2 separate regions of the Homo sapiens genome follow, and region 2 is linked to region 1. Evidence: chromatin contacts called from ENCODE Hi-C or POLR2A ChIA-PET data. All regions are on one chromosome and are shown on one strand. The core of a region is the stretch at or near the end of the contact, and the rest is flanking DNA. Distances in the headings are between cores, read along the strand shown. Region 1 holds the start of GTPBP8 (GTP binding protein 8). Region 2 overlaps C3orf52 (chromosome 3 open reading frame 52).

The links. A loop is a pair of places that touch in the nucleus more often than their neighbours do. ChIA-PET counts read pairs that join two places held with the same protein, here RNA polymerase II (POLR2A). Pooled maps may share reads with other maps.
Region 2: a pooled map shows a loop between it and region 1 (6-fold over the local background). The contact joins the enhancer-like site here to the promoter of GTPBP8 in region 1. A Hi-C loop is called at or near these places in 2 of 168 maps with a recorded cell type or tissue (both naive thymus-derived CD4-positive, alpha-beta T cell), 9 of 37 single-sample maps with no recorded cell type and 13 of 50 pooled maps. POLR2A ChIA-PET finds 5 or more read pairs at or near these places in 1 of 52 experiments (OCI-LY7).

Annotation. Positions count from the first base shown.
Region 1 is chr3:112,988,707-112,993,182 of GRCh38, reverse strand. It overlaps GTPBP8 (GTP binding protein 8), which reads right to left and starts at 2,199. Exons shown (of 6, transcript NM_014170.4): 1 at 1,848-2,199; 2 at 59-157. The coding sequence starts at 2,183. RefSeq lists enhancers at 1,942-2,151, 2,030-2,657.
Region 2 is chr3:112,114,058-112,118,533 of GRCh38, reverse strand. It overlaps C3orf52 (chromosome 3 open reading frame 52), which reads right to left. Exons shown (of 6, transcript NM_024616.3): 6 at 324-1,892. The coding sequence ends at 1,888. Among named protein-coding and RNA genes, the nearest start is that of MIR567, 3.5 kb to the right of the region's middle. RefSeq lists enhancers at 2,343-2,402, 2,959-3,048, 3,279-3,328, 3,339-3,418, 3,439-3,698. Within about 2 kb of position 1,649, at least 3 of the 41 ENCODE cell types and tissues checked have a DNase peak (open chromatin) inside an H3K27ac peak, as active enhancers do; they include OCI-LY7, where a contact is called at or near this core.

The sequences.
Region 1 (4,476 bases), core at 950-3,449:
TTATTCATGTTAGTTAATCCAAGAGATAGTCCAAACATATTTAAAAACTTCAACATACTGGTTTTTTGGAGACTCTGACTTCAACCTCAGGGGCCAGTGAAAATAAAGCCTTGATTAGAGATGATTTTCCAACATTGCTTCTGCCTATAAAACACACCTTATACAAGAAAAAACAAGATAAGTACGTACTAGCTGTATATGCTATTCTGCATTAGATGTAAAAAACTTCAAATTCTAACACAGCTAATATTTATTGAATGAATTAAATGTGCCAGGTACTATTTTAAGCATTCAGCATATATTTTCTTATTCATTTTTTACAGCATCTAGGAGGTAGGTGATATTATCCCCATTTTACGGATGAGAGAACACAACTAACCCAAAATTATACAGCTAGAAAGTGAAGGAGTTGGGATTTGAACTCAGGACATGTATATCTAGAATCTGTGCTTTTAGTTTCACTACGCTACTCAAGAATATATGCAACTTTTATTAAGCATTTCATATTTACAAAGCTTTTTAGAGTAAAAACTAGATGTAGTTCAACAGAACTAGATGAAAAGTACAACTACATGTTTGGAAGCACATTTTCTCAAGCACTCCCATGGTATACTGTAACACCACTGCAATTTAAAAACTTACTCTTTTCCCTTGACCTCTCTTGTTCCAATTAAGCTTGTCTCCTCTGTAGTGTGGAAAACAACAGAATATTCTCGATAATAACCATTAATACACATGGCTCTGCTTTTGAACATGGTATTGGGGGAGGGGGTACAATGCCAATCAGTTGTTCTAAATGACGGCCGTACTGCCCCTTGAGGGACATTTTGGAGATTTTAAGGGCATTTTTGGTTATCAAGACAATTGGGGGACATTTAGTGGGCAGGGGCCAGGGATCCTATCCTGGAAAATTCTGGTCAGTTCTTCAAAATTAATTGATCTGAGTCCTGCAAAAATTTTAAATGCTCTGCCAGAGCAAATCTAATGCTAATATGTAGATAAAACTGAATTTTAAAAACGAATTACAAAAAAGTCCAGTAATTTAGAAGCTTAAATAAAAAAGCAATGGCTGTCTCAAAATCATTAAATAATTGAGGTACTCTTTGAATCCTGACTATAGTTCCACATATATTTAGACGAAATATCTCTGGGCAATGGTGCACTTAGTGTAAATACATATGGAGAGTTGAGATGCCTTTTAGCAGACTTAGAACAGAATATCAATAAATTGTAGGACATGCAAGAATGCTCACTCATGAAATTTCACTAATAAACGTTGTTATAAAAATTTTTCCACATTATTGCCATCTAGAGATTATTATTTTTGCACGATAGGAAATTTAGATTAGGCGAAAGTTACTTATTGATAAGGACCATCTCATTTGTGAAACTATTATTCGTTTCCTATTCTTCACTGTCTAAATTCTGTCTAATTTGTCTGGCATGTTTTCCCTACTTAAGTTAAATAGAAGAAAAAAGGAGAGTTAATTTTTTGAATGCTTAATTTGGGTTTGAAAAGCTTTTAAAGCATTTTGAAGTCTTCTATATTCATTCCAAAATAATTTAAGCTGTATACAGGCAGTCTCTGCTTACAGTGGGTCGACTTAACGATTTTTGACTTTACCATGGGTTTATGGGTATTGACTGCATTTTGTACTTAACAATGGGTTTCTCGGGTATCCCCACGTACAGGGAGCATCGACATATGCCTATTGAGTTAAAATAATATATGCGCCAACATAAAGCTAGAAAATACAACCGCAAAATCACCCGCGAGCCGGACGGCCAGGGAAGCGGTTAGCGCTGTGACGCCGGCGCGCAGGTGAACCGTGAGAATCGCCTCTCACCTCTGGCCGCGGAAGGTCCGGGGCGTGGTCGATACGGACGGCGGAGCTGACGTAGTCGATGCGGTTCCGTTCAGTGGCCGTGAAGATGTTGTCCGCCCTGGCTATGTCCTCCGGGCTTGGGTCAAAGATACGCAGGTGAAGGTCTTGCCTCCCGTAGGGGGCGAGGAACCGCTCTACTTCCTGCAGCGGGTACAGCAGCTTCCTCAGCTGCTGCTTCGGCAGCCGCAGCACCTCAGCAAAAGCTTGGGACGTGCTATTATAGCGGCTCAGTCGCTCTAGCACCGCAGGCATTTCAAAGAGTCTTCCCGCTCCCAGCCGCAGCCCGGGCGCCGCCATTCTCCCTTCCCAGAAGACGGGCAGAGAGATTTTACTCCTGTGGCCTGGGTTGCGCGTGCGTGACTTCCCGCTGCCGCGACGCCTGCTGGGAGTTGTTGTCTCCTCTGGCCTCGCTCGTTCCGGTCTAAGTGTTTTGCCTTCAGTGCGCGGGAGGAGGGTGGAGGCAGGCGGTGACCTGCGGGGAACAGCTCACTGGGTTTCTTTAACACCGTGGGCTTAACGATTATGTCTTACTGGAAGGATGTTTAACGGTTTGCAGAGGTGAAAGACCTATCTGGCCATGTGGCCTTTGAGTCTCAAGCGAAGGACTAAAGTGTGAAGCTCCGATGCATTCCAGGAACGTTTGATTTTCACAGTTTTTGGTTATCTTATTAACTGTTGACGTTTGTCGTAAGTCCGCAGCACTAGGATAAACACTTTTGCAAAAAAGAAAAGGGCTGATGAGAAATGTGATTGTAATAGCACCTCGTTTTCGTGGAAGGGACTGTTTGTATTTCCGCCTTCACTATAGGTGCAGGAAATGTCATTAAATTTTAGAGATTTCTTATAAAAACAGTTTTGCACAGATGTTACAGAATTGTTTCGTGGACGTTTCGTAATATCATCTTATTTCAAAAGTTTCTCCCTAAAGTCGATCAGTACTGAAATGGGAGATACAGGTATCATAATGATGAAATGAATAACTGAAAAATATTCATATGTTAAAAAAACTAGGTTTTCTAAAACATCAGCAGCCCAGAAAGGGTAACTCATGGTTTCTTGAGCTATTCCCCAGGTTGTTCAGTAATTAAACAGTACAATTCTTGAATAAATATGATACAAAAATTAATGAACAGAACCTGCGACTTTGAGGGCAGCCAATACGGCAGCCTGATGTGCTGCTGGCTGGCTAATTTTTTATTGCTCTTTGCATTAGGGTTTGGGGTGCCTTTCTGTTCGCTATTCTCTCTCCTCCATGTATAAAAGTGTGTATAATACTCTGTTGTATACATCAGAAATTTGGGATTCTCATTAGTGTGTGTTTCACTCATCCATGTGAAGAGATCACCAAACAGTCTTTGTGTGAGCAACAAGGCTGTTTATTTCACCTGGGTGCAGGTGGGCTGAGTCCCAAAAGAGAGTCAGCAAAGGTGGTGGGATTATCATTAGTTCTTATAGGTTTTGGGACAGGCGGTGGAGTTAAGAGCAATGTTTTAGGGGCAGAGGGTAGATCTCACAAAGTACATTCTCAAGGGTGGGGAGAATTACAAAGAAACTTCTTAAGGGTGGGGGAGATTATAAAGAACATTGATCAGTTAGGATAGGGCAGAAACAAATCACAATGGTGGAATGTCATCAGTTAAGCTGTTTTCCCTTCTGTGGATCTTCAGGCCTTCTGGATGTATACGTGCAGGTCACTGGGGATATGATGGCTTAGCTTGGGCTCAGAGGCCTGACGCTGTGTATGTAATATACTTTGAAAGTGCTTTTATACATGCCATTTTGTTTTCAAACCTTGGAACCCCAGGTTTGGAAATAAGAGCATAAAAGAGTTTTGGCGATTCTTAGAAAGGTTTTAGAGGTGTTCCGGGATTAATAGACATTATAGTATTCATTTAATAATCATTCATGTTTCTGAATTCTAAATCATTTTGGATTTCACCTGATAGGACAAATCATTTTAGAATTATTTGACAGGACAGTTTTTGCAACAAATTGTCTTGTCATGCAAAGCTTGAAGGATCAAACGGTCTACTGGAAAGAAGTATGACTAGTAAAACCACTTGACAATTTATATATTTTTTTCTCTTTCACTTCATCTTTTAAAAGCATCTGTGTAAACAAAGCATATAAAACTTCAGGATGATTTAGAGTTAATAATACACTATGTTTTCCCTCAACATGATTAAACTCATAATTTGCAGAAGTTCAAATATGAAACATACATAGCAGTGAGACCTACTAGTGAGACAGGTGAGGGCTAGAATTGGGAGGAATTAGTTTATAATAACCCCATTGTAGGGCTGCAGTGGAAATCATCTGGTCTACAGGGAATTATCAAAGCCCAGGAAAAGAGGCTCACACCTGTAATCCTAGCACTTTGGGAGGCCAAGGCAGGAGGATCGCTTGAGCCTGGGCAACAAAACGAGACTGTCCCTAAAAAAATAATAAAAACAAAATTAGTATTGAAGGGAATCAAGTCTGGTGGATAGGATGTTGTGACAGGACTTTCTGGGTTCTGGCAATAGTACTGTGAATCTGTTGTTGTTGGCAGCATCTTGGTTCGAGGTGGTCTTTTTGTGTGTGGAGTAGG
Region 2 (4,476 bases), core at 400-2,899, 870 kb after region 1:
TGCTTTCTGAACAAGAAGGGAAGAACAAAACCAAATCCTGCCTCCAGACATGAACAGGCTGTTCCTTCAAGTCCAAGCCCTTTCAGATACCAAGTCCTGCCAGAGAGGGCCTCAGAGAAAGAGGAGGGGATGGCCTCTGCCTGCTCTTGCTGGAACAGAGGGGAGAACCCAGGCCGCCCCAGCCAAACTTGGCTTGATCTTATTCACCCAGAAGAGGAAGCTGCCCTAAGGGAAATGAAAAAAATTATGCTCAACACCATTTACTGCAAAAAACAAACAAACAAAAACCCAGCCCAAAGCTCAGCCAATGGGAATGCAACAACACAGATGCAAAAATAATGTATTGTAAATGTTTTTAAATCATTCTCCATTAAAATTTTTCATTATTTTCTACAAAATACAAATACACTAAGGTTCACATTTAACATGCAGAAAATAAAGAGGAAGAAGAGAAATCCACTAGTTTCACTAGTTTAAGGAACAATCACTAAAATGAGACAATGATCTATAGTACATGTATCTTCTAGTTAAATAGGAAAGCAAATTCACATTATCCAGAGTCCTGGGTCATAAAGAACTCAAGTCAAATCTAGTCTGAGGCAGACACTCTGGCTCGTGCCCGCACACAGCTGCCCTTCACACTGACTTTAACCCAGGGCTCATTTAACTGAGAGGCGAGATCTCTCACAATACAGCACAAAACTCTTTCTCCTGGTAAATTTCTTTTCCCAACAAAACAATCAGTTCCCTCACAACAGGCAATTCTGTATCTGTAGACAACCAATACAGTTGCTAATATTCCTCCTACCCCCCAAATAGCTGGCAAAAGCTTCCAAGAGTTTATTTTCAAAGAAGAGTGGTTCTTCTTGTATCACAACCATCTGTAACAGGATACACAATCATTGCCTGAAGACACTGAGTCCCACAGGAAGGTTTGTAGCACTAGGCAACAAAAAGCCAATGCGTAATATCCAGAGCAGATATTAAACAGCCTTAATGATTCTCTAATGGAAGTTTATAAAAATATAAATGGAGTGACTATCCAAAGTGATAGTAGTGTGCTCAAAACTCACAGAGACCCATATTTCCAAAAAGGTGTTCAGGAATCACAGGAACAACGAGGAGCTGCAAAATAATGAAGAAACACATAGCTCCCGTCTGTAACTAGCTATATACATAGATTTCAAAGTAACCTTGGTGGTGTTCCTAAGGCTGGCTGGCTAAGATACTCAGGTACAGGTCATGGAAGTAGACACAGAACCACACTGCTGAGGTCTTCTAAAGTGCCTTCCTTTTCTTCACAGCCTGGCTTAGAGGTAGATCAAATCGAATGGTGGGGGGGAGGAGGATGACTTCAGTGAATAATTGGCTTAGTCTTCGTAACCTGGCTGCCTGCCTCTCCGTGCTCTACCAGCTCATGCTTACGCGATCCCACCTAAAAGAAGACAGTGCACCTCTGCACTAAAGAAAAAGTAGCCCAGGTGGGTGGAGTGCTTCAAGAATAGCAGTGCCATGATCACGCCACCGCACTCCAGCTAAGCGACAGAACGAGACCCTGTCTCAAAAAACAAAACGAAACAAAACAAAAACAAACAGAATACCAGTGACCTCCAACAGTGGGACATACCCGCTGACCCTATCGCCCCCACCCTAGCTGGCTTCCTGCCTTTGTCAAGACTGGACCCAGCTGAAGCAGTGCTCGGGAGCTGTTTTACTGGGCTTAGAGCCAGACTGTAGAATCGGGAGAGAAAGGAGTCTCCACCCCTCTGGTGTTGCTGGTGCTTCTGTATTAATCCACAGAATCTTTTCTGCAAAACAGAGTGAATTCCCTTCATCTCCAGGACTTGGTAGAGCACTGCTTTCAGACAGAGACCAGCCTCCATCACTTCATTCTAAAAAGAAAACACAGATGAACAAAAGTTACTGATTTTTAAAACCACTATTAAATGCTTACGTTTTCATTTCATTTCATTGAATTTTAGTGTAAAATCTTAGATAAAATTGCAAGGTTTATACATTCCTAACAGAGGAAATTTAGTCTTCAGTCCAACACACACACACCGCTCTGAATACATTTCAAAAGGCAAATGACATTTATTGTTTCTTGCTTATTTGTTTGGGTAGGATGCATGAGAAATAATTTTGATGATGTGGTTTTTGGGTGCTAAGGACATTTTAACATCCAGTCCCTTTTCATAATCTAACCATAAACTCTAAAATTTCCGTTTTTAAAACGTGTAAAATATACTGTGAGAAATTCTGATGAGAGAAATGGTGTGAACCCTAGGGCACAGCAGGTGCAGATGCAAAGCCCCAAGCAGACACAACACAGGGGGAGCCCGCCGGGGTCTACAGACCAGGAGTCCAGCCTCGCCACCACTGACAGGACTGACAAGATTCACTATTCTCCCTACCTGGGGCTTTTTCCTCTTCTCTCTCACAAAAATCCTGGTTTTGCCCTTTTTCCCTACTCAGTCTACTAGCTGACTCCTTCCCATGTGAGAACAGTACCAAGTACCTCCTCTGTGTCCAAAATAACTCATGATGCTGACCTATTCTTCGACCTTTGTAAAACAGACTTCCCCCTCCTAGCCCAGGGCCCCACTCATCTAGGAGGTGAAGAAGACCAAAGATAGGGAAGGGTGAGGGATGATGGACTTAAAAAATTCCTTTATCATTATATTTTAAGTTTTTATTTTTATAAGGCATCCAAATATGCATGCAGTCAGGTCAAAATAATCGCCGTATTTCCAAATTAGAGAATGAGAAGCAAACACACACAAAACCCCTCAGGAATCTAAATTACAATCTAATTTTGGATTCTGCTTCTAAAGCGCACATATACAAACCCCAAATGGACCATAGGCTGGCCTCAGGGAAATACTCGGAATCCCTGAAATTGTCTGTACAATTTTGTGTTGTGGGGAGAAGTAGGTACATTTTTTTTTCCTGGGGAGAAGGTACACAGCTGTCTTCAAATTCTCTAAGGAGCACACAAACCAAACAATTTTAAGAATCTTTGCTCTTTGAAGACTAAGAACATTACCATTGTGGGAAACTAGTTGCCTGGGTAATCACAGGGCGGGGATGGTAATCCCCCAAGCCCACAGCTCATGAGCACGTAGAAACTGGCGTAAGAACTCATTCCATCCCTCTTGGTCCCTCCCAGGGCCCTGGGCCTCTCCCTGACACATTTTCCCTTTCTCTAGAGTTTGCCTCTGAGCTCATCCCCCATCTGCCTGCATGCCTGCGATGAGTCCCTCTTCTTCTTTCCTCACTTCCCAACTGCTTCTCTGTGCACCCTTCCCTTTGAGAGGGCAGTGACACTCACATTCTGAAAACATAAAATGGCTCAAATATTGCACATTCATGCTCTGGAAAGTGGGACATGGGGTCACAGAAAACCCCACATTTTCTCAGCATGTCCCGTCAGAAGAAATGTCTGAGAGAAAGAATGCAATTTCCAGAAGAGCAGAGACTTTGTTCCACTCACAGCTGCCTTCCCAGCACCTGCTGGAGCACCAAGCCCTGGGGAAACAGCTGAGTCTCTTTGGCCAAGCTCAGGGTCTTCTGGGAGCCCTCCTCAGGTCTCACAAGCAGCCTGCCCTTTATCCTGTACTATTTGAACCTCTCAGCCTTGGAAGCCTCTTAAACCTTTCCTCAGACCTCTGCCCATCTCCCTGGCCTCCATTTGGAAAGAGCCAGTAACAATTTTTGCAAGGGGCCTAAGAAAATCAAGACCAACCACACCACAGCAGCAGCCCCCACAGGCATCGCAGGCCTCTTCACATGGGAGGAGGCTGAAGGTTTCTGGGTTTTTTTTTCTTTTGAAATGGAGTTTCACTCTTGTCACCCAGGCTGGAGTGCAATGATGCGATCTCGGCTCACCGCAACCTCTGCCTCCCAGGTTCAAGTGATTCTCCTGCCTCAGTCTCCCGAGTAGCTGGGATTATAAGCACCTGCCACCATGCCCGGCTAATTTTTGTATTTTTAGTAGAGATGGGGTTTCACCATGTTGGCCAGGCTTGTCTCGAACTCCTGACCTCAGGTGATCCAACTGCCTCGGCCTCCCAAAGTGCTGGGATTACAAGCGTGAGCCACCGCGCCTGGCTTTTTTTTTTTTTTTTTTAATTCCTGTAACTGGGGCACAATCTCTTCACTCCACACACATATAGTGTCTGCCTGACCCACAGACACACTTTATTCAGGATGCTCTGTGAGGAAGATCTCCATTTATGAGACTTCCAGTGAGCTAAAATTTGGCCTTCTGAATGGCATTCTTAAGAACTGTTTTACATAACGTTCTGCCTTCTTAGGCCAACATTACTCTTGCCTCTCATCCTCAAGAAACAGTGTCATCATCATAATAAACACCTTGTCTTGTACTATGCACTAACACTTGTGCTTTTAACCCCCTGTTCCATGCTTCTGATTCTAGACCGTTAATGCACCTGCTGCCAACCACAACTACTTCTA